Linked DNA regions of Homo sapiens: regions 2 and 3 are each linked to region 1. A link is an interaction called in ENCODE POLR2A ChIA-PET data of the cell type or tissue named here. Cell type or tissue: OCI-LY7. All regions are shown on one strand. Links, peaks and the distances in the headings refer to the core of each region. The heading gives the core; the rest is flanking DNA. Region 1 overlaps PELI1 (pellino E3 ubiquitin protein ligase 1). Region 2 overlaps VPS54 (VPS54 subunit of GARP complex). Region 3 has its middle 44 kb from the start of MIR4433A.

Evidence for each region. ChIA-PET counts read pairs that join two places held together with the same protein. Peaks named below come from ENCODE experiments on the same cell type or tissue, not always from the same donor. Only the 100,000 strongest peaks of a DNase experiment are listed, where the experiment ranks them.
Region 2: POLR2A ChIA-PET joins it to region 1 with 17 read pairs; 2 of 35 experiments call an interaction of 5 or more read pairs at or near these places.
Region 3: POLR2A ChIA-PET joins it to region 1 with 21 read pairs; 3 of 35 experiments call an interaction of 5 or more read pairs at or near these places.

Annotation. Positions count from the first base shown.
Region 1 is chr2:64,082,049-64,092,652 of GRCh38, reverse strand. PELI1 (pellino E3 ubiquitin protein ligase 1) reads left to right here. Exons shown (of 7, transcript NM_020651.4): 7 at 1. Among named protein-coding and RNA genes, the nearest start is that of PELI1, 57 kb to the left of the region's middle. RefSeq lists an enhancer at 5,720-5,909. In OCI-LY7, for the core only: no CTCF peak of the experiment used is centred there; DNase peaks (open chromatin) are centred at 2,152, 2,742, 5,732, 6,082 and 1 weaker place; H3K4me3 peaks cover 5,865 bases; H3K27ac peaks cover 7,595 bases.
Region 2 is chr2:63,997,872-64,008,475 of GRCh38, reverse strand. The region is part of intron 1 of VPS54 (VPS54 subunit of GARP complex); the gene reads left to right. Among named protein-coding and RNA genes, the nearest start is that of VPS54, 16 kb to the left of the region's middle. In OCI-LY7, for the core only: CTCF peaks have their summits at 7,683 and 7,885; no DNase peak of the experiment used is centred there.
Region 3 is chr2:64,291,430-64,302,033 of GRCh38, reverse strand. No RefSeq gene overlaps it. Among named protein-coding and RNA genes, the nearest start is that of MIR4433A, 44 kb to the left of the region's middle. In OCI-LY7, for the core only: no CTCF peak of the experiment used is centred there; no DNase peak of the experiment used is centred there.

The DNA.
Region 1 (10,604 bases), core at 1,695-9,694:
ATTGAGGCCTTTTCTAAGTTAAGCCTTGCTAGGGAGTTGGCACCTGTAAGTTGCATGTTAGACTATTTAAATAGTGGCTTCGTAACCATAAAAGTTGCACGTCCTTCCCAAAGTTGCCTGCATTTTCTTCTAACAGGTAAAAACAATCTCTTCTAACAGGGAAAAACCTGGCTCATTTTCTATCAAATTCAAGTTTTAAAAATTCAGGCAATTTAAATGATCAGTTGGGTGTTTGCTGTTCAAGCAGAACTGTTATTTTGTCATGGCCTAATAGAACACTTTTACTTAGTTGTATTAAGGGAATGTCAGTATTCTGGCCAAGGAGGAGAAAAAGTTGTATTTAGGTCTTCTAAATGCATTCTCAAGAAAGATAATCTTTATGGCTTAACTCTTTTATCAAAGTAATCTTTATATTTAAATGCTACTTAATTTGTTCAAGGAATTAAATTTCCCTTTATCTAAAATGTTAGGGTAATGAAGCAAGACATGAAGGGAAGCCATTCAGACATCAGAGTTCTTTTACTAGGTTATCCTCTTGCAACCTTCTTTGCTTACTTCCCTCATGTAAAAGTCTTCTAGTACATGTAAAGCAGGGTAGGAATAAATAATAATGTAAGTATGTAATTACTTCTTCTTTTTTTTTTTTTTTTTGAGACGGAGTCTCACTCTGTCGCCAGGCTGGAGTGCAGTGGCGTGATCTCGGCTCACTGCAAGCTCCACCTTCCGGGTTCACGCCATTCTCCTGCCTCAGCCTCCCAAGTAGCTGGGATAACAAGCGCCCGCCACCATGCCCAGCTAGTTTTTGTATTTTTAGTAGAGACAGGGTTTCACCATGTTGGTCAGGATGCTCTCGATCTCCTGACCTTGTGATCCGCCCACTTTGGCCTCCCAAAGTGCTAGGATTAATTACTTCTAACATTTGAGTGTCCCACTTCACTCTTCCCGTCTGACCCAGACTGAGGGCACTGGTGAAAGTCCACTTATTATGTCTCTAAGGTTATAAGCTCAACATAACTCTAACACTTTGGCCCTTCGTTGCAATGGATCATCTTGTGCTACCACTTCTTTTTTTGTTTAAGACAGGGTCTTGCTCTGTTGCCGAGGCTGGACTGCAGTGGTGCAATCACAGCTCACCACAGCCTCAACCTCCCAGGCTCAAGCAATTCTTCCACCTCTACCTCCTGAGTAGCTGGGACTACAGATACACACCACCATTCCTGGCTAATTTTTTTCATTTTCAGTAGAGACGCCGTCTGACTAGATTTCCCAGGCTGGTCTCAAACTCCTGCTCTTAAGCAATCCTCCTGCCTCAGCCTCCCAAAGTGCTTGGATTACAGGTGTTGAGCCACCACACCCTGCTGTGCTACCACACTTTAGAGACCACTGGTTAATAAACCTATGTTCCATTCCCTTCTCTGTTTTCTCTAAGCACTGCCCTATAGCAAATCAGAACAGCAAAACTCTGCATCACTGAACTCTGTTATTCTGTCTGTCACCCCCACTTTCAGAATTACTCTTATATAAGTATTCTTTAATGTTTTATCCTCAAATTTTATCTACTTTTTTTTTTTTTTTTTTTTTTGAGACGGAGTTTCATTCTGTCGCCCAGGCTGGAGGGTAGTGGTGTGATCTCGGCTCACTGCAACCTCTGCCTCCCGGCTTCAAGCAATTCTCCCTGCCTCAGCCTCCCCAAGTAGCTAGGATTACAGGTGCCGGCCACCACACCTGGCTAATTTTTGTATTTTTAGTAGAGACGGGGTTTTGCCATGTTGGCTAGGCTGGTCTCGAACTCCTGGACCCAAGTGATCCACCCACCTCGGCCTCCTAAAGTGCTGGATTTACAAGCGTGAGCCACCACGCCCGGCCTCTGCTTTCTTAAAACAGATTTTTGTATACCCACTGTGTGCCAAGCCCTGTCCTAAACCGGGTGATATAGCAGGAAAAAAAAAATCCCTGCCTTCATCGTGTTTGTATTCTAGTGTACAAGATAGAAATAAGCAAGAAAAAGTAAATATATGTATATATACAATATGATAGTGAACTGTGCTGAGGGGGCAAATAAAGTAGAAAGAGGAGATGCAGATGCAAAATGTCATATGCTGGGGCAGGAGGAGAAGTGTTTGCAATATCAAACAGGAAGGCTAGGGAAAGCCCCACTGGGAAGGTGGTATTTGAATAAAGCTCTAAAAGAGCTGAAGAGAGAAGGGAGTGGCCACTTAGAGGGGCATTTAGGCAGAGAGCTCTACAAGGCCCTTGCAAGGGCCCTGAAATAGAAGCATGTCTGGGATATTTCTACAATAGCAAAGAGGCGTGTGATGCCAAGTGGTATGAATCAAGGAAGAGTAGCAGGTAAGGTCAAAGAAGTAAAACGACAGAATTTAAGTGACAGATGGGGATGACAATAGATTATGGAGAGCCCCCTGGGATTTATGGCTTTAATTCTGAATGAGATTGGGACATTGGAGGGTTTTGAGCAGGTGAGTGACTTGATGTGACATATTTAATAGGATCTGAATACACTGAAGGTGGGATCAGGGAGAACATTGCAGTAATCCTGGAGATAAATCATGGTTTGGATAAGGTGGTGGCAGTGGAGGTGGTTTGAAAAGTGATCAGATTCTGAATGTGTTTTAAAGGCAGACCTGACAGCATTTGCTAGCAGATCAGCTACAGGGTTTGAAAGAAGAGGGATCAAGGATGACTCCACTCAATCAGCCTCAGCAACTGGAAGGATGGAACTGCCATTTGTTGAAGTAGAGATTATAGGAAGAACTGTTTAGGGGATGAGGCTCACTGGTGGAGGAATCAGGAACTCCGTCCTGAGTGTTAGACTGAGGCACCTGTCAGACGACATTTGCCAAAGGAAGGACAACTCCACTTATAACTACTATCAAAGTTCTCAACCATTATGATCAGTGTTCTCTGTATACCCCACGCTAGCTTAGAAACAAACAAAAAAGTATCCCTCCTGATGAATGGTGAATTTCCTTTCATTGAAATAGAGAGTTGGGACACGTCTCATGGTTCTCTCTTTGCTTTGGCTTCCCTCTAAGGAAATGAAGTTTTGTTTTCAACTATAATCGCTTCATTTAGCGAAAGCATTCTGATAAAGTTTTTCTTCCTCCTCGCCATATACACCTTTTTCCTTGGCTCTTGCCTTTAAAAAAAAAAACAAAAAAGAGTCTTCAGTTTTCCTGAATCTTAATATTTTGCTGCTTCAAATCCTTTTTGGCAGTGGCAGAGCACAAGTTGTGCTTTGCTTTTAAAGTTTTTGAAAAAATATTTGAGTGCTTATGGAAAACAGAATTCTTAAACCTATAAGTTCAGATTTTAATGTCCAGTTTCCCTGAAGGAAATAGGCCTGTATTTGATAATTATCAACAAAAAAAAGTAATAAGATCGAGTTTTCCAGGCCGGGCGCGGTGGCTCACGCCTGTAATCCCAGCACTTTGGGAGGCCGAGGCAGGCGGATCACGAGGTCAGGAGATCAAGACCACGGTGAAACCCCGTCTCTACGAAAAATACACAAAGTTAGCCGGGCGTAGTGGCGGGCGCCTGTAGTCCCAGCTACTTGGGAGGCTGAGGCAGGAGAATGGCGTGAACCCGGGAGGCGGAGCTTGCAGTGAGCCGAGATCACGCCACTGCACTCCAGCCTGGGCGACAGAGCAAGACTCCGTCTCAAAAAAAAAAAAAAAAAAAAAAAAAAAAGATCGAGTTTTCCTAATAATCGCCATAAAATACCATGTCCATGCATTGTGTTAGATGATGGAACAGGAATGTTGGGTTATTTAGGTTGACATTAAATTGTCAACTCGGCTATGTGTGTGAATATTAAGCCACAGCGTACAAGCATTCCTCACAGCTAACATGTGCGTGTATGCTATGTGTCAAGCACTATTCTAAATGTACCCTACTAGGAATATTACTGATATTATTTTAAAAATCAAAGCATCCCTGTGAGGAACCAACTGTTAGATTCATTTTACAATGGAAACCAGCCATAGCAATGTAACTTGCCCGAGATTCACATGTCTTTTAACTGGGGGACTTGGAATTTGAACTTTGGAAGTCTCACCCAATTTGTGTGTACATAATCGCCACATTTTGTTGCTTCCCCATTTTAATGATGGAACACATTGAAGGAATTCTTTTGCGAGTTGGTAAATAAGTATGATTTCTGGCACATGACAGATATTCGAAAACTATTTCTTGGATGATTGAACAAAACTGAGAACTCTGGACCTTTAAGCTACTTAATACTGAGTAGAAGCATTAATAAAAATAGTCAGAAGAATAAAGGTTACATACAAGCTATTATTTGATCAGAAAATATGCTTTCATTGGCTGAAAAATAGGAAGGGAAAAGGTGAAGATACTACAAAAAGTGGCACTAACTGGAAAGTTGACAAGGCAACAAGAAGAAAATCGATGGTGCCAGAATAGAACAAAAGGATTGCCCTGGAGGAAAGAGAAGAAATATCAATGACAGCCAAAAAGGATGTCATCCAGACATTCAAATTTTTAAGAACCTATTTTAATGAGGAAAGGCACAACAAGCAGCCAATATTTAAAGGGAAAATTAAGATTTCCTGAAGTTATATCGTATTACTGTATAACTATTAATAAAAATAATAAAATATAAACTAGAGAGGATCTTGGACATCAAGTTACAGATGAGGAAATGAAGGCCAGGATGAACTGATTACTGATTGACAGATCTGGTATTAGAACTTCCATGCCTATGTCTATCCTCCAAGACTCAGTTATATTTCCACGTTTTGTTTGTTGAAGCAGAGGTAAGAACATTGCATTTTAAGTTTTTGTTTTTAAATTATAAGTGTCTGCAGAGTAAAACTATCAACTCTTGTTGTCATGTAAACAATGATTCCCAAATGTAAGGAATGATCTGCTTCAGATTTCATTTAACTAAAAGGCTGCTTAGTTTGGAAATGAAAGACAAAAGCAGGGAAAGAGAATCGAGAGTTGTCCAGTAGACTCACTTACAGTCCTTTGGTATGCTATATAAATCATTATAAATCATTCAGCTAATATGAGTGCTCATTCAATGACAAGGCTCTTATTTTACTCTACTATTTGTTATGGAGTTAGGACAGTTATTTTGCCTAGCATACCTCTGCAGGAATGCAATGTATTCAGATACTGTTCACTTTCAATTGGCTTGTCAAATGACCTTTGGGAAATTAGTTATTTGAAATGGAGATGGTAATGTTTTATTAAAATGTTAAAATCACTATACTATCAAGCAATTCAAAAAAATCTTTCTCAATTCACAAAGTAGTTGAACAATAGTAACCTGAACCATAGCGACCATAAAGTTGTCTAAATTTGGGGCCTGGCGCAGTGCCTCACGCCTGTAATCCTAGCACTTTGGGAGGCCGAGACGGGGGGAGGGTCACCTGAGGTCAGGAGTTCAAGACCAGCCTGGCCAACATGGTGAAACCCCGTCTCAACTTAAAAAAATAGGAAAATTAGTGAGGCATGGTGGTGGGCACCTGTAATTCCAGCTACTTGGGAGGCTGAGGCAGGAGAATCACTTGAACCTGCGTGGCGGAGGTTGCAGTGAGCCGAGATCACACCACTGCACTCCAGCCTGGGCGACAGAGCAAGACTGTCTCAAAACAAAAAACAAAGTTGTCAAAATCTGGAATCGTGAGGGGCAGGAGTTGAATTGGACCAGGTGTATAGGGACAAGAGAATGAACGGTTCACACAGGCTGTCTGCTATCTACAGCCAGGAGCTCCCAAAGTAGTATGGGCTCAGGTGGCAGCTGCGGAGGGGTAGTGGGAGGAATCCCCTACTGCGAGTCTTCCCAAGTTGTTTTGCACAGGGGTTGGGGAAGAGAGAACAAGCAGTTTTTTGGAGATTGGTCTCTCTCCCCAACTCCCATCTCCCTCTTTTTCTCTGTCTCCCTCTCCTCTCTCATAAACACACCCACCAAAGAAATCCTCCAAATTCTGGAATAAGTATAGCTTCTCAAGGTGACTAGGTTGAAAGAAACAGTGTTCACTTGAGTGTGTAAATTCTAACATGTTTCTTAGTGTCATTTCTATATTAGTCATACTGCATGAATGCAAATGTTGATTCTATTTTTCATTGATTTTATTCAAAGAACTCAACTGTGACAGGAATCCCTGAATCAAGTATACTATGCAAAGTTGGTATCTTGTTGCAAAGGTAATACAACTGTGAAGTGATACTTGTTATGATGAAATTAAAGTCAAAGATATGACTCTTGGGATGTAACCTTTTGCAGAGAAGCATTAAAAGAATGTTATTCTGCTTTGGTATATGCTATAGGACTTTTAAAGTTTGAGAGTTAACAATCAAGAGTTTCTTTGCAGCTGCTTTTATGGTTTCATTATTGCTACTGATTTCAAATATAGCCGTATTTATTTACCAAAGTGTTTTAATTCCTCTTTAAATACAAAAGGACCATTGAAAATGTTGTCTGGGTGGAATTTCACAAATACAAGGAATTCTTCAGACAAGGCATGGGTCCAAGCCTTAATCCAGTCTGGCCTCAGATACCAGTCCTTAAATGTTCCTTTATCAAAGTAGGTAACAATGGGCAGTTATTCACTGTAAATAAACTAGGGACTGAGTGAGGGGAGTTAGAAAATATCAAGATAAGCAGTTTGCCCTTCGGAGAGGACTCAGTTGTACTGAAGCCAGCATTTCCTATCATTTTGTAACATACTTTTATTTTTAACTCCTTGGCTCTGTGGTCATGAATCTCATTACCTACCATTCTATGGGAACAAAGTAATTCAACCCTTTGGCATCAATGAATTAATACTTCTTCTACCCTATTTTAGTTCCTTGGGTCTTTGGTGGTGGCCCTATGTATGGAATTAGACTTGCAACAGTAGATGGTCTCAGACTAACAAATTTACAGCCTCTTCATTTTGGGAGCTCAGTGGGCTCTTTGAAATAAAACAAAATCGGAGCTTTTTTTTTTTTTTTTGAGATGAAGTTTTGCTCTGGTTGCCCGGGCTGGAGTGCAGTGGCGCAATCTCAGCTCACCACAATCTCTGTCTCCCGGGTTCAAACAATTCTCCTGCCTCAGCCTCCCAAGTAGCTGGGATTACATGCATGTGCCACCATGCCAGGCTAATTTTGTATTTTTAGTAGAGACAGGGCTTCTCCATGTTGGTCAGGCTGGTCTCAAACTCCTGACCTCAGGTGATCCACCCAACTCGGCCTCCCAAAGTGCTGGGATTACAGGCGTGAGCCACTGTACCCAGCTGGAGCATCTTAAATGTATTTTAAAGTTATCCTCAGTCTAAGGAGCTTTTTAATCATTCAATGGCTAATGGAAAGGATAATCCAAATTATCTGTAGCTGAAACACTTTTGAAAGGATATATAGTTTGGAGGACAGAGTACAGAGCAATGACCCAACATATCAAATTCTCTAACAACAAATTCCAAGGAATTTGTTCCTATTAGCTTGCATTGGAATGTAATTCTGTGTTGATCTGTGACACTAGTTCAAACATCTTTTTGATCTGCAAAAATGTTTTGTCATAATGGGAATTAAAATAGAAAGTTGATCTTCACCTTTTCATTCATTCCCTCATTACGATGAGTTAAGCCTGCTGACCAATGAAATGTCCTACAAAATAGGAGCAACATGAGCAAAATAATTGACATAACAAGGAGAAATACACACTTTTACTCTGAGAATATTACATTAATTTGACCTTTGTCATTATTGTTGTTTGTTATGACTGACATTTTGGACTGCTGATTAACCTGGATTTCCAGATATCCTTGGCTTGTAAGTACATCTGTAACCACAGGACCCAGCATCTACTAGAGAGGGTTTGCAACAAGAAGCTCATACCTCACTGAGTGAAAATATTTCAAAAACATCTATTTTGTCACTTTGTTTCTTTAAAGTTTCCCTTTATGTGGAAAGGTGATAAAAGGCTTTATTTAGAGAACTAGGTATAATTAAACAAAAGGGAATCTTATGTAGTGACACTATTTTCCTGGCTGGAAAAAACACATTGACTCTTAAGGTTCTTTATGTGCTTCTGTTTGCATGGTTCATTTCCAGCTAACACAGCATTTCTGAAATGCCAACATTTGCTTTTTGTTTTCTGGTGTTGTGTCTAAGCAAACTAATATGGGTGCCAAGAAGATAATGCTGGGTTTTTAATGGAATGCCAGATCATCAGTTCTTTTTGAAGTGGGGTTTGAGTTAGTTATTATGTTAATAAATCTAAATTTTGATCCCCTTTGTTGACCAATTATTTTCTCCTGAAGAAAAACTATCCTATGACCAGCAATCTTGCACATATATATTGGGGCTAATATATACTGGAATGAATAGATAAAAGAGTGTGAATAATGCAATACATCACAATCAATCTGATTAGAAAAACAGCTCAGAGCAAAATTATCTGATAATTTAAGATACCAAAATTCTTTTTTTTTTTTTGGTATTTGTATTGGAATTTAATTATATATTGACCCATGACAGCTTTCCATTAGCCATTACCAAAATCTCTTTTTTGGTATTTTAAATTAGTAGCATGATTGGTACCTGTATGATTGGAAGTTAAACTATCAGCTGTTATTCTGCTTCTTAAAGGCTAGGGGGGCTTGTCAATAGAGTAAGGGTCTCCCTCTCTTAAACGGAGGTCTGTCCAAGAGAATAAAATACTTACAGGAGACCTGAGGAGATTATGAGAAATAAGATGTCTTGCATACAGTCAGCCTGCAGTTAAATATTCATTGAATATTTGAGCAGATTAGAACTGGAGCCTTCATCCTTCATGTGTTGAAGAACTATTTTTAATTTTCTAGCAACCTTAAGATCACTGGATAGGAGAGGAACTCCACTCTTGAGTGGAGAAGTAAAGTAGGAAGAGTCTAGACTGACAGTTGTGATAAGCCTTTTTCTCTCTCCTTGTCCTGTGGGACTCCTGGGGAAACCTCAAACACAGAGGCCTGTTGACAACTTAAATTGGAAAGCAAGAGCTGATTTTAATTTGATCTTTTTTTTCTGCTTGAGTATCACAATTTACAATGCTCTGGTAAAATTAGTGATTTTTTAAAAAATCATTAAAGATGTCTAGAGGGGAATTCTTTCTTTTCAGTCACCATGAGAGTGGTTGTTATATAGAATATTTCTTAATTGCCTGACTACCCAGACATGTTTATCCACTAGGAAAGTGAAGCATGTATTAAAAACTGAATACCTACTTTGGGTTCATTTATTCAGTAAAAATATATTGAGCTGAGAGGCTCTGGAAATACAAAGATGAATAAAATAGACATGGTCCTTACTCTTACAATGCTGCAGTCTTGCAGAAGGTAAATAAGCAATTACAATATGGTGTAAGTGCTATAGCAGAAGGAAAGATCTTTGGAGAACAATTTGGAAGTTCCTCAAAAAACTAAAAATAGAACAACCAGATGATCCAGTAATCCCACTGCTGGGTATATACCCAAAATAAAGGAAATCAGTATATTGAAGGGATATCTGCACTCCCATGTTTACTGCAGCACTGTTCACGATATCCAAGATTGGAAACAACCTACATGTCCACCAACAGATTAATGGATAAAGAAAATGTGGTCCCCATACACAATGGAGTACTAATCTGCCATAAAAAAAGAATGAGCTCCTTTCATTTGCAACAACATGGATGGAACTGGAGGTCATTATGTTAAGTGAAGTAAGCCAGGCACAGAAAGACAAAGTTTGCATGTTCTCACTTATTTGTGGGAGCTAAAAATTAAAACAGCTGAACTCATGGAAATAGTAGAAGCATGGTTACCAGAGTCTGGGAAGGGTAGTGGGGATATGGGGGAGAAGTGAGGATGGTTAATGCGTACAAAAAATAGAAAGAATGAATAAGACCTAGTATTTGCTAGCACAACCTGGTGACTATAGTAAAAAATAATTGTACATTTAAAAATAACTAAAATAGCAAAATTGGATTGTCTGTAACACAAAGAATAAATGCTTGAGGTGATGGATACTCCATTTACCCTGATACAATTATTACATATTAACACGCCTGTATCAAAGTATCTCATGTACCCCATAAATCCATATACCTATTATGTACCCACAAAAATTAAAAATTAATTTTAAAAAAGAGGAAGAAGACCTTTGGGAGCACATAGAAGGGGCACTGAACCAGACTCTGGAAATCAGAGAAGATGCTGTAAAAGGAAATGTTTGGAATCAGGGACTTGAAGGAAAAGGGAGATAGCTAAAGATGGGGGCAGAGTGGCAGGTGGGGACAGTGGGAAGAGGATTCCCAGCAGAAGGAATGTCTTAGTTTTTGCAGTGACTCAGCACCAATAGAGAGTAGTGCATACTTGAGAAAATGGAATTGAATGTGGGTAAATGGAGAGTAAAAGGAGGTGAGTGGCAAGAAAAGAGGCCAAAGACACAGGCAGAAGACACATGGACAGGCTTTTGTAAGCCAAGTCTAGATGTTGAGCTTTATCCTATGGGCCATAAGGAATCAGAGAATGGTGTGATTAAATCTCAATGCTTCAGGCCAGGCGCGGTGGCTCACACCCATAATCCCAGCACACTGGGAGCCGAGGCGGGTGGAT
Region 2 (10,604 bases), core at 979-8,978, 83 kb after region 1:
TGTGTATGTAACTCTGACCATCTCCTTTCTCCACCACTTACTTGTTCCTTTTTTTTTTTTTTGAGACGGAGTCGCGCTCTGTCACCCAGGCTGGAGTTCAATGGCATGATCTTGGCTCATTGCAACCTCTGCCTCCCAGGTCCAAGCGATTCTTGTGCCTCAACCTTCTGAGTAGCTGGGATTACAGGTGCATGCCACCATGCCCGGCTAATTTTTCGTATTTTTTGTAGAGATGGGGTTTCACCACGTTGGCTAGGCTGATCTTGAACTCCTGACCTCAGGTGATCTAACCACCTCGTCCTCCCAAAGTGCTGGAATTACAGACATGAGCCACTGCGCCCGGCCTCTTGTTCCTCTTTAATCTCACCCTTCAATTGGCTTCTTGCTGTTTGCCTACAAATATGGTCAGGTCTCCGATAGCCTAAAAGATTCTTGCTCAACTCTTGTTCTTTTTTTTTTTTTCCTTTTACCACCAAAGAGATGTTGATATTGTTGCCTTTATTACTTCATCACTTACCTCTTAACCTCAGTGGGATTGCTTCTTCCCTAACCACTGTCCTGAAACTGTTCTTAATCCAGTATCCTTTCTAAAGTTAGTAATCTCCTTGATCTCTTTGCAGCATGTTGATGCTACTTACTGTTCGCACTTTACTTCCTGACACATCTTCCCTGTGTAAGGATGGTATTTCTGATTGCCTTTGTCTTTTCCTCTAAACATATTTGCCCTACCCCTTCTTCAGAGCTTTCATTAGCTCTCTTCTTCGGCACTTTCTCCATTTGTAATATCACTTTCCTGTGACTATCTGTAGTTATCTACTAATTCATTCCTGTAATGTAATTGAACTAGAAGCAGTAATGGAAAATTCAGGGAAGCAGGATTCTGTTCACTACAAGAATATTTTTTCTCCAAAGTAATTATGGTTGTTTTACAGTAGTACTCTGCTTTTAAAGTAGTTAATTCTTCATTATTGAAGTTTTCAAGTAGAGGCAAAAAGACACCTTGTAGAAAGGATTTATATATGAAGTAGAAAGTCAAGCCAGATATTCTTTTAAAGTCTTGTCCAACTCAAAAATTGTAATTTTTATCTCGTCTACTCTACTTCCATGGACTTAACTTTGACCTATGCTCAGATGTCTTCCAAACCATTATTTCCAGTCACTCCCCTACCACCTCCTCGTCTGTCTTCTCTCCCACGGGCACAATTTTGTCATCAAAGTTGCTTATGTTCTAGGCCACCATATTTTCTAGCTTCATTATCACTTTCCAATATTCTTTTTACCCCCTTTAGTGGCAAGGCAATGAGGATCATTTTTCTATGCTTTGGTGACTTTTCTGAAAGTAAGTTATGTCTGCCCATATTGGTTTAGTTTGTTATTGCTGTTTTCCCTCTACTTTCTCCTACCCACCACCTCTCTCTCCAGGATTAGGAATGCTCAAGCAAAGAAAAGGACGCCAGAAGAGGAGGCTCAGGATCCTAAAGTTTGCATTTATTTTAAAATTTTGCATGGCACAGTTGAAATGTTAATGTTTGCTGACCATTTAAAAAGTAAGATGTTTGCCGGGCGTGGTGGCTCACGCCTGTAATCCCAGCACTTTGGGAGGCCAAGGCGGGTGGATCACCTGAGGTCAGGAGTTCAAGACTAGCCTGACCAATATGGCGAAACCCTGTCTCTACTAAAATTACAGAAATTAGCTGGGCGTGGTGGCATGCGCCTGTAGTCCCAGATACTCAGGAGGCTGAGGCAGGAGAATGGCTTGAAACTGGGAGGCGGAGGTTGCAGTGAAGCCGCGATTGCACCACTGCACTCTAGCCTGCTGACAGTGAGACTGTCTCAAAAAAAAAAAGTTTATAATAATAGTTGTTGCAATTATTTATTGAATGTCTACTATGTACCAAGTATTATGCTATGAACTCACATAAGTTATTTCATTTAAATCTTATGACATTCCTATGAGGAAGATACTGCTGCTGTCCCATTTTACAAATTAGGAAACAGACTTAGGAAGGTAAGACAGTTGTCACACAACTAATAAATGACAGTGATCTAACTGATTGTATGGCCAATACTCTTAACTAGTATATCGTTTTACAAGGAAGGTGGAGATCTAGAATCAAATTTCAGAAAGTCAAGTAATGTTAATACAAACAAGGAAATATATTTTGGATTTATATTTTTAGATTATTTGAAATGTATGTGAACCTTTTGAGGTATTGTGTTAGTGGCTTGTGTGTCTTACACACTTTCTGTGATATTCATTCATTTGCTCATTCGTTCATTGAATAGTCATGCAGTTTATTGAATGCTTAGACTTTGTATTGGGTGTGGTATAGGAAAGTGAATGAAACAAATATAAGTAAGTAAGTTTACAGTATAGTGGGAGAGATAGGAAACAAGCAGGTAAATAATCACATAATTTATTTTAGTCTAGAGTAGTTTCCCACCTTTTTAAAATGACTGAGTATCCAAGCCATTTTCTTAATAGACTATCTCATACTCTTAATTTGTCTCATTGTTTCCTCATATATGGTGGTTTAAACCTTACTATCCTACTTCCTTCTATTTACTGTAAACTCAAAGGTAGGTCTAGAGCAAGGGTGCTGAACCTTGAGTTCACAGACTCTTGTAGGGTCTGTAGAATTCAGGGAATCTGTGAACTTTAGATGGGGAAAAAATTACATCTTTATTTTAACTTATTCCCTAACTCAGTGGTTCTCAACCGGGGTGAGTTTGTCTTCTCCTTCCCCAACCCTAGGACATTTTTGATTGTCACAGCTGGGTGGGTACAAGATAGTCCCTGATAACAGAATTATCCCTTTCAAAATGTCAGTAGTGTCAAAGTTGAAAAACTCTGCCCTAACTGGATTTTAGCATTTCCTTTAATTAGGAATATAAGAAACGCTTCATGGATACAGTATGGACAGTACATTTACAGTACCTGTAGCTTTGTCACCAATAGAAATCTCAGGTATTCTCATATCACATTCAATTGCTACAGATATCTTAAGATTTAATTTATGCTCATTTATTGCCTATAAGGTAGTTACTAGATTCGTATTAAGAAGCAATAGTAGGCTGGGCGCGGTGGCTCACGCCTGTAATCCCAGCACTTTGGGAGGCCGAGGCGGGCGGATCACAAGGTCAGGAGATCGAGACCATCTTGGCTAACACGGTGAAACCCCGTCTCTACTAAAAATACAAAAAATTAGCCGGGCGCGGTGGCGGGCACCTGTAGTCCCAGCTACTCGGGAGGCTGAGGCAGGAGAATGGCGTGAACCTGGGAGGCGGAGCTTGCAGTGAGCCGAGATTGTGCCACTGCAATCTGGCCTGGGCTAAAGAGCGGGACTCCGTCTCAAAAAAAAAAAAAAAAAAAAAAAAAAAAAAAAGAAGCAATAGTAGACTGGGCATGGTAGCTCATGCCTGTAATACCAGCACTCTGGGAGGCTGATGTGGGAGGACTGCCTGAGCCCAGGAGTTCAGGACCAGCCTGGACAACATAGTGAGACCTCGTCTCTACAAAAATACAAAAATTAGCCAGGTGTGGTAGTGTGCACCTGTGGTCCCAGCTACTCAGGAGGCTGAGGTGGGAGGATCGCTTGCACCCAGGAGGTTGAGATTGCAGTGAGCTGTGATTATGTCACTGCACTCCAGCCTGGGTGACAGTGAGAGCCTGTCTCAAAAAGAAGAAATAATACTATGTTATAATTTAAACAGTTATTATTGTAGCTGTAGTTCAGTATAATTGTCCATTGTAGTGTTGTGTGTTTTATGCATTTAAAAACATTATTCTAAGAAGGTATCCATAAACTTCGCCAGACTGTAAAAGAAATCCACAGGACAATAAAGCTTAACTCCTGATCTAGAGATTGGATTGGATTGGATTGGATTAAACATTTTTGAAGAGACTATTTCATAGGTAATGATGTTTATTTCCTATTTTGTCATTTCATGAATTACATAATATCAGGTTGTCCTCCTGTTATCAGTAATGTTAACTTTAATGACTTATGTAAGGTGGTGACAGCCAGGTCTCCATTTTAAAGATACATTTTCCCCTTTGTGTTGCTAAGTAATCTGTGAGGTAATACTTAGGCGCCATGAGAATATAATGTTTTTAACAACTTTTCACCTAATGGCCTTAGCATACTTTGGTGATTTTTGCCTGAATTAGCTTTTACATTGGGGGTTGCAAATTGGTGATTTTCTAATTTGGTTATTCCTTTTATATTTATTACTGGCATTCTTCAGTAGAGATTTTCTTTCCCCACCCCCTTTCCTTATCTTTTTTTTTCTCCCTTAAGTATCTCTATGTATCCATTAATTTTTACTTATTCCATATGTTATACTCTATTACTTTTAAAAAAATATGCTCAAGTTGTCCCAAATGTGGCCAGTGGGAACCCCCTTTTAACTTGGTCCTTTGTCCTCTTGATAGGTCCTGCTGGTCTTTGAGCATATCTTGCTTTCTGACACAAGAGTGCTCAGGGTAGACTTATTCTTTCTGTATTCCATGTCTGGAGTTACATATTCTTTCAAAGAGTCCTGGTTCTTTTAGTTGGAAGTGGTATTTAGAAACAGAAGTCTGGGCACCACGTGTGTTCATTGCTTGGTGGGGTTCTGGCTGGTGGTTGGGGTTGGGGGAGGCAATGCTTCTAGTGCCTTTCAAAAGAAGTTTTTAACTGAACATAAAAAGATATTTTGAGCTATAAGAAAGAAAATCAAATCTCTATTTACTCATCCTTGGAAATCCTTTTTTTTTGGAATGGATGATTGTTTTTTCTTTTCCTTATTAGCCCAGACCCATTCTGTTATTACTTAAGTATTATTGGCAGCTGTCTGTCTGTTTTGTCTGTCTGTTCTGATATGTTCTACATACCATCCATTTCATTCATCTATAAAATTTTTATTATATGTATGACAGGAACTGTGATAAGCAAATAGAATACACAGAAAAACAGAAACATCAAGAAATGCAAAGCCTGATAGGGAAGAACTGTATGAAAAGCAAAACCTCAGTATGATTGATGCAAAAATTGAAATACATAGAGTGACTAAGTGTGAGAAACCAAAGAAAGCTTCAAGAGAGAATAATATTTGAACATAGTATTCATACAATTATAAGGAGATTACCATGTGAAAAAGGTAGAGCTATTTATAGATTCTCATTACAATTGTTAAAATGCCAAATTTGTTTCTAGATGGTAGTTAACTTGAACTATCAGAAATCAGTAGTTCCCTGTGTTTAGTGCTTAGAGCTTTCCGTTTTCCTGTATTTTGTGTATTTTGTTTGCTTGTTTGTTTTTTCGAACTGATTTTTTTTCTGAGTAGACAAACTATCATTGCTTATCCTGAAACCTTCTTAAGGTTTCTCATCATTTTTGTTCTTTAGCCTTTCAATGAAAGATTATTTCTTTGCTGAAATTTTGTGATTCAGATGCCATGTACATTTGTTGTATTTGTCTGTACATCTACATCTTATGAATAAATCCATGTTTTCTTACCAGTGATTGTACTTTTATAATTATGTGATGATCAGTACAAAGTTTGGTTCTTACTGTAGGGAGATCTTTTTAATAATAAGCTGTGGATGGTGAAGGCAGTGAAGAGTCAAATGTTTGGAAACTGGGACTCATCTTTATAGGCAGTCCACTAGTTTTATGTAATCCCCTTTTACTAGAGATCTTCCCTCTTGTTATAAGAATTAAGAGTGGTATAGGAAAAAAGAGAATGTGCATATGTTTTCCAAGTCAAAATCTTTAAAGAGTAAACCATGTGTTTTTCTCCTCAGATACAGAAATAACTTAGAAGAATCTAGAAATATTTTTCTGCCATCTCCCTGCATATTTCTAGGTTTCTAAAATGGCACTTAGGATTTTTTTTCTGTAAAAACAGCATGGTAAATAGAATAAATCAAGATATCAACATAGTATTGTCAGAATGAATATCTAATTTATCTGACATTAAGCAATGGATGTTTAACATAAATACATTTTCCACATGTCTGTGGCTTAACACTTCATGTCAAAATGTATTTATTTTAGATTTGGGGGTACAGAGCAAGATGGTGGACTAGAAGGCTCCACTGGATGTCCCCCTCCATAGGAACACCAAATTTAACAACTACACACCAAAAGCACTTTCATAAGAAACAAAAATCAGGTGAGCACTCACAGAACCTGATTTTAACTTCATATTGCCCAAAGAAGCACTGAACAGGATAGGAAAGACAGTCTTGAATTGCTGACACCACCTCTCCCCCATCCCCCATGCAGCGACTATGTGGTGTGGAGAAATTTGTATGCTTGGGATAGGAGGAGTGCAGCAATTGTGAGACTTCTCATTGAATGCACTATAACAGCAAAAAGCAAAACCAGGGTGAACTCAGCTGATGCCCACACATGGAGGGAGCATTCAGACCAGCCCTAGCCAGAGGGGAATTACCCATCACAGTGGTTGGAACTTGAGTTCTGGCAAGCCTTGCCACTGTGGGCTGAGGTGTGCCGGGGTCCTAAATAAAAGGCAGTGTAAGCCAAAAGGACTGCAAGTCCTAGTGCTGAACTGGGCTCGGCACCAGTGGAATTAGGGGCACATGACTTACTAAGACATCAATTGGAACACCTAAGGGAGTGCTTGTGCCACCCCTTCTCCAAGCCCAGGCAGCCCAGCTCACAGCTCTAAAAGATATCCCTACCTTCTGCTTGGGGAGAGGAGAAGGAAGAGTAAAGAGGACTTTTGTCTTACATCTTGGATATCAGCTCAACCACAGTAGGATAGGGTACTGGTCAGGCCCCCATTCTAAGCCCTAGCTCCTGGATAACATTTCTAGACACACGCCTGGGCTAGAAGGGAACCTGTTGCCTTGAAGGGAGGGACCCAGTCCTGGCAGGATCCATCCTGTGCTGACTAAAGGGCCCTTGGGCCCTGAATAACTAGCAGTGATAACCACGTAGTACGCCATGGGCCTTGGCTGAGACTCAGACATGCTGGCTTCAGGTGAGACCCAGCACATTCCCAGCTGTAGTGGCTACAGTGAGAGACTCTGCTTGAGAAAAGCAGATGGAAAAATAAAGGGGACTTTGTCTTGTATCTTAGGTATCACCTTGGCCATAGTGGGTTCAAACACCGAGTGGGCTCTTGGGGTCCCTGATTCCAGGCCTTGGCTCTTGGACAGCATTTCTGGACCTGCCCTGGACCAGAGGGGAGCTTACTGAAGGGTGAGTCCCAGGCCTGGCAGCCTTCACCACAAGCTGACTGAAGAGCCCTTGTATCTTGTGAACATTGACAGTAGCCTGGCAGTACTCCCTATGGGCCTTTGGTGGTGGTGGCCACAGGGTGAGGCTCCTCTGCCTGTGGAAAGGGGAGAGAGAAGTGGGAATGACCGTGTCTCATGATTTGAGGGCCAGCTCAGCTGCAGTATAATAGAACACCAGGTAGACTTCTAAGGTTTTTGACTGATTCCTAGCTCCTGGAGATAACTTCTGGACTTACATGAGGACTTGGGGGCACTTGCTGTCTTGAAGAGAAGGACAGAAGCTGGGCTGGCTTTGCCACCTGCCGATGGTAGAGCCCTAGGTCCTTGAACAAACATAGGCGGTAGCCAGGTAGTGGTTACGGTGGGCCTTGGGTGAGACTCAGTGCTGTGCTGGCTTCAGGTCTGACCCAGTGCAGTGCCAGTGTTGACCACAGGGTGCTTGTGTTGCCCTGCTGCAAGCCCCATGCAGCTCAGCAGAAAGAGACTTCATTTGTTTGGGAGAAAGTAAGGGAAGAGAACAAGAATCTCTGCTTGGTAATCCAGAGAATTCTTCCAGATTTTATTCAAGACTACCAAGGTGGTACCTCTACAAGTCTGCAAGAACCACAGCATTACTGGGCTTGGGGTGCCCCCTAAAGCAGATACAGCTTAAATCACAACACCCAAATCCATTAGAGTATCTGGAAAGCCTTCCCAGGAAGGACAGGTACAGATAAGTCCAGACAGTGAAGACTACAATAAATAACTTCAATGTCCAGACACTGAAGAACATCTACACCCATCTACATCATCCAGGAAAATATGACCTCTCCAGATGAACTAAATAAGGCACCAGGGACTAATTCTGGAGAAACAGAGTTATGTGACCTTTCAAACAGAAATCAAAACAGCTGTGTTGAGAAAACTCAGAGAAATTCAAGATAACACAGAGATGGAATTCAGAATCCTATCAGATAAATTTAACAGATTGAAATAATTAAAAATAATTAAACAGATATTCTGGAGTTGAAAAATGCAATTGACATACTGAAGAATGCATCATAATGGCTTAAAAGCAGTTGATCGGCCGGGTGTGGTGGCTTATGTCTGTAATCCCATCAGTTTGGGAGGCTGAGGAGGGTGGATCATGAGGTCAGGAGTTCGAGACCAGCCCGGCCAACATGGTGAAACCCTGCCTCTACTAAAGATACAAAAAATTAGCCGGGCAAGGTGGCACATCCCTGTAATCTGAGCCACTTAGGAGGCTGAGGCAGGAGAATTGCTTGAACCTGGGAGGCAGAGGTTGCAGTGAGACGAGATCGTGCCATTGCACTCTAGTCTGGGTGACAGGGCGAGACTCCATCTCAAAACAAAAAACGGCAGTTGATCAAGCAGAAGAAAGAGTTAGTGAGCTTGAAGACAGGCTTTTTGAAAATACACAATCAGAGAAGACAAAAGAAAAAAGAATAAAAATAAGCACACCTACGGGATTTAGAAAGTAGCCTTGAAGGGGCAAATCTAAGAGTTATTGTCTGTAAAGAGGAGGTAGAGAAAGAGATAGGGGTAAAAAGTTTATTCGAAGGAATAATAACAGAGAACTTCTCAAACCTAGAGAAAGATATTAATATCCAAGTACAAGAAGGTTATAGGACACTAAGCAAATTTCACCCAGAGAGGACTAACTCGAGACATTTAATAATAAAATTCCCAAAGACAAGGATAAAGCAAGGATACTAAAAGGAGCAAGAGAAAAGAAACAACATACAATGGAGCTCCAATATGGCTGGCAGTAGACTTTTCAGTAGAAACCTTACAGGCCAAGAGAGTGGCATGACATGTTTCAAATGCCGAAGGAAAAAACCTTTTACCTTAGAATACTATATCCAATGAAAATATCCTTCAAACATGAAAGAGAAATAAAGACTTTCCCAGACAAACAAAAGCCAAGGGATTTCATCAGCTCCAGACCTGTCCTACAAGAAATGCTAAAGAGCTGGCCAGGTGCAGTGGCTCACACCGGTAATCCTGGCACTTTGGGAGGCTGAGGTGGGTGGATCAGCTGAGGTCAGGAGTTGAAGACTAGCCTGGCTAACATGATGAAACCTTGTCTCTACTGAAAAACAAAAATTAGCCAGGCATGATAGATAGTCCATGCCTGTAATCCCAGCTACTCAGGAGGCTGAGGCAGGAGAATCACTTGAACCTGGGAGGTGGAGGTTGCAGTGAGCCAAGATGGTGCCACCGCACTCCAGCCTGGGTGACAGAGTGAGACTCTGTCTTAAAAAAAGCTAAAGGGTATGTACTTCAATAAAAAAGAAAAAGATTAATAAGCAAAAAGATACCATCTGAAGATGTAAAACTAACTGGCAATATAAGTACACAGAAAATCATAGAATATTATAACATGATAACTGGTGTGTAAACTAGCCTTAATTAGAGAAATTAAAAGGGGCCAATAAAAAATTATAACTATAATTTTTTCAAGACATAAGGATAGTAAAATATAAATAGAAACAACAAAAAGCTATAAAGTGGGGGGACATAGTTAAAGTGCAGAGTTTTATTAGTTTTCTTTTTGCCTATTTATACAAGCAGTGTTAATTGTTATCTGCATAAAACAGTGGGTTATAAGATAGTATTTGCAAGCCTCATGGTAACCTCAAATCAAAAAACATGGAACAGATACACAAAAAATTAAGAAACCAAGACATTAAGTCATAACACCAGAAAAAAATCACCTTTACTAAGAGGAAGACAGGAAGGAAGAGAAGACTACGAAACAACCAGAAAACAAAAAACAAATGGCAGGAGTAAGTCGTTACTTATCAGTAATAATATTGAATGTAAGTTGACTAACTCTCCAATCACAAGACATAAAGAGGCTGCATGGATAGAAAAACAGGACCCAGTGATCTGTTGCCCACAAGAAACACACTTCACCTATAAAGACACACACAGACAAAAAAAGGGATGGAAAAAGATATTCTCTAGTAGTTATCAGACAAAATAGATTTCAAGACACAAACTATAAGAAGAGACAATGAAGGTCACCATATAATGATAAAGGGGTCAATTCAGCATAGGATATAACAATTGTAAATATATATGCACCTAACTATTGGAGCACTCATATATAAAGCAAATATTAGAGCCAAAGAAACAGGTTGGAAATAAAGAAGACAATTCAAATAATATCAAGCATCTTCTCTGACCACAATGGAATAAAACCAGAAATCAATATTAGGAATTCTGGAAACCATACAAACACATGGAAATTACATAATATGTTCCTGAATGACCAGTGAGTCAATGAAGAAATTAAGAAATTGAAAAATTTATTAATAATGGAAACATGACATACCAAAATCTATGA
Region 3 (10,604 bases), core at 1,093-9,092, 210 kb before region 1:
ATTGTTTAGTTTTTTACGACTCTAAGGTTAATTTAATCTGAACCCTCTGACAGTTGTTTAAATCTTCTCTCAGGATGTTCAGACACATCACATATTCCATCAACCTTCACCTTCCCAGAGGACTTGCCTGGGGCCTTCTAACCAGCCTTCCCCTGGATTCTCCCTTCATCCTTACACTGGGAATGCCTCCCCTTGTCTCTGGAGTTGAATCCTTCATTGTCCTTTCTCTTCATTTATGCCCTTGTTTTGCTGGATCCTAACCTCCAGTAGCTTCACTTTTAAGTTTATTTTTTTAACTGACAAGTAAAATTTGTATACATTTAAGGTGTACAACATGATGTTTTGATGTCACGTGTCATATCAAAACATCATGTACACCATAAATGTATACAAATGTTCCAAATGTTCCATGTTGTATACAAATGTTCTGTGTTGTACACCATAAATGTATACAAATGTTCCACATGGGTATACATTGTAGAATGGCTAAGTCAAGCTATATAACATATGCATTACCTCACATACTTACCTTTTTTGTGGTGAGAACACTTAAAATCTACTCTTTTAGCAATTTTTAAATATACAATACTTTGTTATTAACTGTAGTCACTGTGATGTCCATAGTTTTTTGAGAAAGAGTTCTTAAAAGAAAAATTTTTGAGACCATGTATGTATAAAAACATCTTTATTTTACCTTCATACTTGATTGATAATTTTGCTGGGAGGAGAATACAAAGTTGGATATGTTAATTTTGTTCCACAATTATGGAGGCATTGTTCCACTGTCTGTAGCTAAACAGATTCTGATTTCTTATCCTTCATATGTGAATTTTTCCCACTCTCCCTGGAAGCTTGTTAGATCTTTGTGTCTCCATTCACTGAGTCTAGTTTCATCTCTCTTCCTGGGCACTCAGTGGGCCCTTTCAGTCTGTTACCTCATGTCCTTCAGTTTAGAGGAATCATTTTACATGATTTCTTTGACTATTTAGTCCTCCCCCTATTTCTCTCTTCTCTCTTTCTCGAACTCTCTTTTACTTTTTCTTTCTCAGATTTAGGATTTCCTGGACTGGTCTTCTAAATTTTTTATTTTTCTCTCTTCCCTTTTAAAACTCTTCGTCTTCTTATTCTACTCTTTGGAAACTTTCATCAACTTTATCTTCCAGCCCCTCTACTGAGTTTTTTATTTCTGCTACTATGCCTTAAATTTTCAAGAGCTTTTATTTGTTGTCTGAATGTTGCCTTTTTATAGCCTCCTTCATTCAGGCTGGTCAGGTCCTTGATTCTCAACCTTGGCTGCACATCAGAACCAGCTGGGGAGACTAAAAAATTACTGATGAGTCTTGTTCCCAGGGATTAATTGATCTGGAATTCAACCTTGGCATTGGGGTTTTTGTTTTTAAAGTTCTCCAGATGATTCTAAACTTCGGAGAGCTATTGATCTAGGTTACTATGGAAACAACCTTCCAATAATAGTAATTTCCAACAGCAAAAGTATGCTTCTTACTCATCATTATTTCATCATTAATTGGTTGATGGCTCAGTTCTGTGTCTTTTCACTCAGGGATGGAGGCTGACAGGTCGAGCCTCCAGTGTCTGGAACATCACCACTTGCTGTACCATTCGGTGAGTATAGAATTTTGTCCCATCGTCAGTCAATAAAAGAGGAGAGTTGAGTGGCAGCAACTGCTTAGAGTATCAAGCTTCCATTCACATGTCACTGGTCAAAGCAAGTCACATGTCTACTCAGTGAAGTGCAATCCTACCATGTAAGCAGAGAAAGGAGAACTGGAGTATTTGCAATGGCCTTAATGACTCCAGTGCTAATGCTCTCTGTATGTGTTTATTAGCCATTTTTGTTTCTTCCTATTAAATTACATTCATGACTTTTTGCCCTTCTTTCTACTGTGTTGTCTTTTTCATGTTAATTCAGAGAGATATTTTATATATTTGAAATACTAATCCTTGATGTTATGTTTGTTTCAAATATCTTCTCTCAGTTTATTTTTTTACTCTCGTAATTACATGTTATAATGAACAAAAGTTTAAAATTTCATGTATTCTAATGTATGAATATTTTATACTGGTTTTTTGAGCATTTTGTTACTTATTATAATTTTTCTTACTCGAGTCATGCAAATAGTCTATATTTTTAATAACATTTTAAAGTTTTGTCATTTTTAAACTTTCATTTAATCTATGTAGAATTGATTTGTGTATATAGTATGAGGTAGAAATCCAATTTTTCTTTCCTTTTTTTAGGGAGGGGTGATTATTGTCCCAGCCCCATTTTTGAGCACTCCATTCCTTTCCTTACTGATGTATAATGGCTGCTCTGTTATGAATGAATTTTTTCTTATATGGTGAGTTTATGTCTAAGCTCTTTTCCATTGCATTGGTCTCTCTGTTTATTTCTCATACATCCTCCCCTCCCCTTTGGCTTAACTGCTGGGGCTTTATAGTAAGTTCTTGATATCTGCTATGGCAAGTCCCTTCCCTCCTCCTTCAAGATTCTCTTTCCTCTTTCTTGTTCTTTGCCCTTCCATATACATTTTATAAGCAGCTAGGATTTGTCTGCATAATATCCATAAAATATTTCTATTGAGATTCTGATTGAAATGATAGATAAACTTGGGACAAATTGATCTTCATGATATTGGGTCTTTTTATCCTTGAACATGACCTTTTTTTTCACTTTGGGGTCTTTTTTACCTATCTTTTAGTAAAGTTACATAATTTCTTTTTACATCAAGGTTGAGACAAATTTTTAACATTAGTGTCACAACTTGGGTGTCCACATTCTATAGACAATGTGAATTTAGATCTTACCATACGCACAGTGCAATTCTTATTCACCTCTGACTTTGAAAGTTATCTTTTTGCTTTTGAAAATGGCAATTTCCTTTACTTGACTTCATGCTTAGTTATGTATGTAAAACATTTTGATTATATTTTAGCCAGAAGTTCTTAAATGTTTAGAGTGAGTGAAGAGCTTCCACTCATGTGTCTCTTATCTTTAACCAAAGACCTTCCTAACTTTCTGTAGAACAGCTAACCCAGTTTCACAGATTAACCAGAGCTTCAGAAAGTTTGTGATAGAAAAGATATTATGACTTTCTTCCCTATAGATGACCATGTCCTGCCTAGGTAACTTCCATCCTTCTCCTCTTTTTGGGCTTGCTTACATATTTAGATTGTCAATATGGGACACAGCTACCTCTTGAATGTATTAACACTCTAACGACTTTCAAGAGACATTTAAAAACAGCCGAAATAAACCAATTAATGGCTGACTGCTAAGTTTGCATAAATTTTATCAGTCATTTTCTTCATGGATGGAAAAATTAAGAAACACCTATGACATTAGCCAATAGCCGAAATGTTTCAAGTTACATTATAGATCACAGATCTTTATCCCCTCATCTCTTTTTCCTCCTTGAAGTAAACAAAAATGCCCATTAACGCCTAAGGCTATCAGACAAATGCCCATTATACTGACCTTGATTGACCCTTTTTTTTTTTCAACAACTGCACACCTTTTAGAAATAATTTGTTGAGCTGCAATCCCAGTCAGCAACTACAATGTCAGTTTTCAGCAAGCTCTTGCTGAGTAAGAAATCAGAAGATTTAACCACATTGGTGAGAAAGTCAGATGATTTACACATAGGCCACAGGGTTGCGTTGCTGCCTTCCTTCTTTAGAGAAACTCCAGGCAAACATATTTCCTTTCTTGAGAGAATCAAACTCCTACAGATCCACACTCTCTCCTCAGTTCACAGTGCAGTCAGGTGAAATAGCTCACGGATGAGTTAGGAAAATTCTTTAACAGAGAAGGGTAAGCAGAGGCTATTTCACACAAAATAACAGTGAAGTCAAGCACTGTGATGTCTTAAAGGGAGTGTACACCAATAAATTAAACCAAATAATTAGAAGATGAAGCTCTGTTTCTCAATGGACCTGAGCTCTTCTGCTGTATGAGTTTAGATCTTCATTTGGTTGTCAGACTGAATGGGATTCCAAGGGCATTCATGACTCTCAAAATAAAAACATAACAAAGGGGGTCCTAAATTCCTGTGATAAGACGACATATACTGTTCAATAATAATAAAGTAAATAAGTAAAAGGGTGAATTAATAAGGGAAATGACCCAATTGAGGGGAGATTACTCTACGTTTGGAGGAGTACAGGCTGATGCTGTCTTCGCCTCCTCCCTCTCTCTTCCAAGGAAAAGGAAACAGTCCTTGAACCCAGGAAGAGAATGGTGGCTTGGGCTCCAGGAGACTCATGGGTTCTCAAGTAGTAGGGTAGCTGTTTCTTTGCAGATGTCTCAGTCTCAGAGGTGAATAGCTAGGTGGTAAACCAGAGGGCTGGGGGCCAGGAGAGATGTGGGAGCTTGATGCCAGGACCTGGGGCTATCAACCACTGCAAACAATGAACCTAAGCAAGAAATAGAAGCATCAGAGCAGCTTTTCTCTGAGTGCTGGGACAATGAGCACATCACTGGGTAACCAGTGTGGACTGAAGACTAGGGAGCCTTGTCTGGAAAATTTTGTTCTGTATAACATCCCTAAGACCTTCTCATAACTTGATGGGAATATTCCTGCCCCAATAACTAGTAATCTGTAGAAAGCAGAGGCTCAGGGTGAGATGTAATTTGATTTAGAAAGTAATTTTGAGCAACTTTTGTGTCCAAATTTGGTGTTTGCAAACACACACCTGCCACAATAGCCACTTTTTGTCTTAGTATTTATATGCCAGCCATGGAGCTGAAGTATTTACATGCTTAATTCTTACAAAAACCACTGAAGTATGTATTACTATTGCTTTAGACTTAGCTTTGCGGGGGAGCAGTGTCTGACACCCCACATCCTAGAAGGCAAAAATGTTTTAAACTGTTGGAAACAAGGCAGTGAGCAGATTTTGTTATGTAAGTAATGTAACATAAGTCACGTTGCTACTTATTCTTCGAGTGTGTAAAAACTGAAGCGCTCCATTAAGATAAAATATAAAAACAAAGAAAAACAACAAATACTCTCATAGGAGAGGTTGAACAAGAATCAGCAGTATCCTGGGTTTTGAAATGACTGACCAGCTCAAAAGAAGCGAGCATTCAGAACCACGGACAGAGGCATGACCATGCAGGGGCAGCCCCCCACCCCCCAAAATAAAAATGCATTTCACTCATGCCACCCCTAGGATTATCCCCGCTTTACAAATGAAGGAAATAGGCACAGAGAGATTAAGCAGCCGCCCAAGGTCACATTGCTGATAATGAAAGAGGTGGGAATAGAACTCAAATTCACCTGATCTTAAAGCCTATACAATTTTACTGTTGAAGCCAATCTTTCCCCTCCCCTTCCTCCCTATGATGTTTTGATGGGTTTCGTTACAATTTGACCACTCTCCTTAAGACTATTCATTCTGTTAGTCACATTCTCAATTAAAAAAAAAAAAAAGAACTGCATCTGCATCTTGGCTGCTGAAATGGCATTCCAGATTTGAAGCAAGAGAGGCAAGTGCAGGAGGTGCACTGATATCCCTAAGATGTTCCCTTTTTCTTTCTTTGTTCCCCTTTAAGCCTAGAGCTGTGGAAGAAAGGTGGTGTTGGAGACACACAGAGCCACACTATCTTCAGCTTACTGCTTCCAAAATGCTGTTTCAGAGCTGTTCCATCCCCCGCACCTCCCCCTGAACCAGCCAGACGTCCTCCCGCCCACCTGCCATGTGCTGGCCATGTGCAGTTAAGCTGCCTGTCCCTAGCACCTCTCTGGGGTGGCAACAGCTCTATCCTATCAGCGATCAGCTGCAGAAATCCCACTGCTCATCAGCACCCCTGCATCTTGAGCTAGAAATAGCCCTGGAGTCTCCATGTACCATGAAGAGCAGAATAGGGAAGGATGTGGATGATTTTTTTTTTTAAAGCTATCTGGTACTAAATTGTTTTTCTGTTAGGCTGTGTGCATGAGTTCTCTCCAGTGTCAATACAGGCTATCCACATTTGGGCAAAGGAAGCTATACGCTGTCAGCCCATACAGAGAGCTGGGCAGGCAGCCTAACAGCCCAGTTACCTGCTGCTTCATCCTCCATCTTCAGGGTAGCAGAGTGGCTCTTTGCCTCTTGCTGACAGCTTTGATCTTAGATGTCCTCTTACAAATCTTTCCTGCTTTTGCTAGGAGTCACCCTTTGTCACTCTGAGAACTGAATGTGTGGGAGCAGGGCTTAGAGGTGTAGGGGTGTGAAGCGGTAATCACAGTTCACAGAGTGAGGCCATCACACTGGGCAAAACCCCAACCCACAGCTTTCTGATTGAATGCGAAGTGCAGGTGCTCTCCACACTCTCCCTCATTACTTTGTCAGTCTTCTTAAGAACCTGGGGACTTCTCACTGGGCCACCTCTGGTCCTTAGGCCACCTTTGACAGAATCTCTTGCCAGGGTTCATGGCTTAGAAGCAGAGCCTGGCTAGATTTCAGCCCCTACTTGCCCCCTTGGCTGGGTGCCCTTGTGCAAGGCAATCCCACACAGCTATGCATGCAGTCCCTTGTCCTGTTTGTCTACCTCCTCCTGCTGGTGTTGAGATGGTCATTTCTCACATCCTCGTCTGCTTTCCATGCTCTGTTTCCTCGAGGCCAATGAATCAGCTGCATTTTCTGTACTCTCTCTCCTGAGCAGCTTTAATCTAAGAGCTACCAGGAAAGGAGGGTCCCTAGACACCGAGGATCTACACCACAGGGAGGATCCTTGGTTACCGAGTTCTAGTAGCTCAGGCATCTGTTACAGAGCCTGCAGTTGCCACATACTGTGGACCATTCTGGAAGACATAAGCCACATACATTTCCAAATGTATTATTGTCTGATGGTCCTATGAAGATATCTTTTTTGGGGGTAGGCTGTAACATGAGTAAAAACAGAAAGAAAAAAGAAGAAAAACAATAACACCTTGAACAGACTCAAAGCCCTTCATTAATAATTTGTTCACCAAATACGTATTAAGTGCCTATTGTGTGCCAGGAACCCTACCAGGTTCTAGGATACAAGAGTCAACAACAACAACAACAAACCCATGAATCCTGTCCTTATGAAATTGATATAATGGGAGAGAGAGATTAAACAAAAACAAATCCCACAAATGCATACAATTACAAGCTGTAAACGTTCTGTGAATGAGAAGTGCTTACTGCCCTTTGAGGACAGGGAGTGTCTCATCTGTCTTGGCCTCTCTAATGCCTGTTACTCAGTAGGTGCTAAATAAATTTTTGTAGAATCAGTGGGTAGATGGGTGGCTACATGAAATGAAGAATGATTGCACAGCATAAGAATCATCTAAAGGCACATCATCTATAAGAGGTTGTGAGGACTGAGAGCCTTTAGTGCTGAGTAACTTTCTCACCATGGTCATTAATTTTACTTGTAACCTCAGACTATCAAAGCTCTCTGCAGGTCAGCTGTAATTGAGAGTGCTATACAGAGGCCCAGGCATGCAGCATCTCCTCACCAGAACTTGTTTGCTTCTCCCTGAAATTCTTGAACTGGAAGTATCTTCCTGAAAATCAAGTAGTTTTCTTATTTTTATTTTTTAGAGACAGGGTCTTGCTCTGTTGCTCAGGCTAGAGTGCAGTGGGGCAATCATGGCTCACTGCAGCCTCTAACTTCTGGGTTCAAGCCATCCTCCTGCCTCAGCCTCCCATGTAGCTGGGACTACAGAGACCTGCCACCATGCCCAGCTAAAATTAAGTAATTTAAATAGTCCATCAATGAGGTGGAGTAAAACCTGCTGCAGGTGCTGTGGGATTTCTTCCACACTTAGTTTTCATAGCATTCTTTGGGTTTTCCTCTGGGCTTTACAGCATTGTGGTCATCTCTGAAGCTTTGATTTCCTACTCGTCTTGGTTGAAGACATGCACTAAAAAGAACTCAAATAAAAGTGGGAATTATAAGGAAAGAGGTGGGAATCTCATAGGAACCAGTTTAAAAGTAGAGGTGTTATGTACCCTGAAAATATATACATCTATTACTTATTGATAAAACATAAGTAAATAGGCCGGGCATGGTGGCTTATGCCTTTAATCCCAGTACTTTGGGAGGCCAAGGTGGGCAGATCACTTGAGGTCAGGATTTCGAGACAAGCCTGGCCAACCTGGCGAAAGCCCGTCTCTACTAAAAATACAAAAATTAGCCAGGCGTGGTGGCCCACAGCTGTACTCCAGGCGACTCGGGAGGCTGACGCAGGCGAATCGCTTGAACTTGGGAGGCAGAGGTTGCAATGAGCCGAGATCATGCCAGCCTGGGCAACAGAGCAGGATTCCATCTCAAAAAAAGAAAAGAAAAAGAAAAAAAAAAAGAAAGTAAATAAATAAACAACAACAAAAATAACAACAAAAAAAGAAAGAGCATTGTTTCTCCCTCTTTCTCCCTCTCTCTCTTACCCACACTCTGAAACCATGATATTTCTTGTCTTTTCTTTACTCTGCTTTTCTTCCCCATCTTCTCTTCAGCTGACTTTCTCTGCAAGACTCTTGCTTTGGCTCTCCCAAAACTTGGGCTTGTGCAAGGCTCTGGCTTGCCATGGCCCCAGCTCTAGCTTCAATTCCTAAGGACTGGATTAGTCAAGACTCCCCGGGATACAGAGTCAAGACTCTCTGAGTTGATACATACTCAAACCAAACTAGCATCAGCACAAATAAAATAATTCAGGCTGGGCTCGGTGGCTCACGCCTGTAATCCCAGCAATTTGGGAGGCTGAGGCGGGTGGATCATTTGAGGTCAGGAGTTCAAGACCAGCCTGGCCAACATGGTGAAACCCTATCTCTACTAAAAATACAAAAATTAGCCAGGCGTGGTGGTGCATGCCTGTAATCCCAGCTACTCGGGAGGCTGAGGCAGGACAATAGCTTGAGCTTGGGAGGCAGAGGTTGCAGTGAGCTGAGATCACACCACTGCACTCCAGTCTGGGCTACAGAGTGAGACCCTGTCTCAAAAAATAAAATAAAAATAATAAAATAATTCAATCACATAATTGAAAAGTCTGAAGGTACGTAGCTGTAGCCACAACTGAATATTTCATCATTAAATAATATGAGCCATCTCTCTGTGCATGTGCATCTCTCTCTCCATCATTCTCACCCTGCTTTTATTGATATTGCCTGATGGCAACATGGCAGCCAGCAGCTACAGATTTACATTGCTCCTCCTCTCAATTTATAATCCCAGAGGAAGAGAAACCATTTTCCCCAGTAGTTCTGGCTACAATCTAGGGGACTCTGGTTGGCCCAGTTTTGATCATGAGACTACAGTTGAACCAATCACTGAAACCAGAAAAGTGGAGTCCATCAATTGACAAGGACTGTGTCACATGTCTACCTCTGAGATTATTCTAGGGTCAGCTCCTCTAGAATCACAAGGCTAAGTGCTTTGCAGTTCAGATTTTCAAGAGATTCTGATTGGCCCAGCTTCGGTCAGATGTCTACCCTCAGTTCAATCAGCTGTGGCCAGGAGAGCAAGGTTATCTGGTACAAATATGGTTATCAAGACCCACTTCTTCAGGATGGATTGTGAATGGGGTACAGATTCCCTTAGGGGGTTATGGGTGGTGGGGCAATATCGACTGAAAAAATTTAAATGTACCTTCCTCAGGTTGATACCTTTATTTTACTTCATTTTACTTTTTTTTTTGAGACAGGATCTCGTTCTGTCTCCCAGGCTGGAGTGCAGTGGCATGAACATGGCTCACTGCAGCCTCAACCTCCTGGGTTCAAGCAATCCTCCCACCTCAACCTCCCCAGCAGCTGGCACTACAGGCATACACCACCATGCCTGGCCAGACACCTTCATTTGGAAGAGACATATTAAAATGTTTAAGATATAAAAAAATATTGGGCAGTTCAGACTTTACAGACCCATGCAATTTTTAGGACAGAAAAAGGCTGTCGAGATTATCTAGTAACAACCTCTTCTTTTGACAAATGAGGAAACTGAGGCTCTGGAAGATTTGAGTGGCTTGTCCAAGCTTTACAGCTCTTTTGTTGTAGAGCCTGATACAAACCTTAAATCTTGATTCCCACACCAAGATTTGCCTAACACATCAGGATGCTTAGCCAAAGGCTTTAGACATCAGCTTAGCTTCTCCATGGCAGGACTACTTCAAGCTTCCTTGTTTTCTTCCATGGGACCACTAGACCCATTCATTGCGAACAGTTGCTTGCTAGAGGGAATTCAGTTTAATGCAAGTAATTACTGGGGATGACTCCATATCTGGCAATGGGTTGTGTGCCGATGGTACACTAACAAAGAGTATTTAGTATGCTTTGGTTGAATGGAGTTTAGAAAACTATGGTCCCTGCCTTCAAAGAGTTTATAGTCAACTTGGGAAGAAAAGGCTTTGATACTTGTAGTGAATATAAATAATAGAAGACAATATTTAATTAAGTACTAAGTTGAATATTAAACACTATTTATACATTTTTTTGACTCATCCACTTTTTTCTACCTTTAATTACAGTCATTTCTTTTAGAATCTCCCCTCCCTTGGCTTAGGCTGTTCTCACAGGGCCAAGTGCAGAAGCCAGTTCCCATTCATTCTTGGCACTTGAAGACACACCTATGTCCCTTG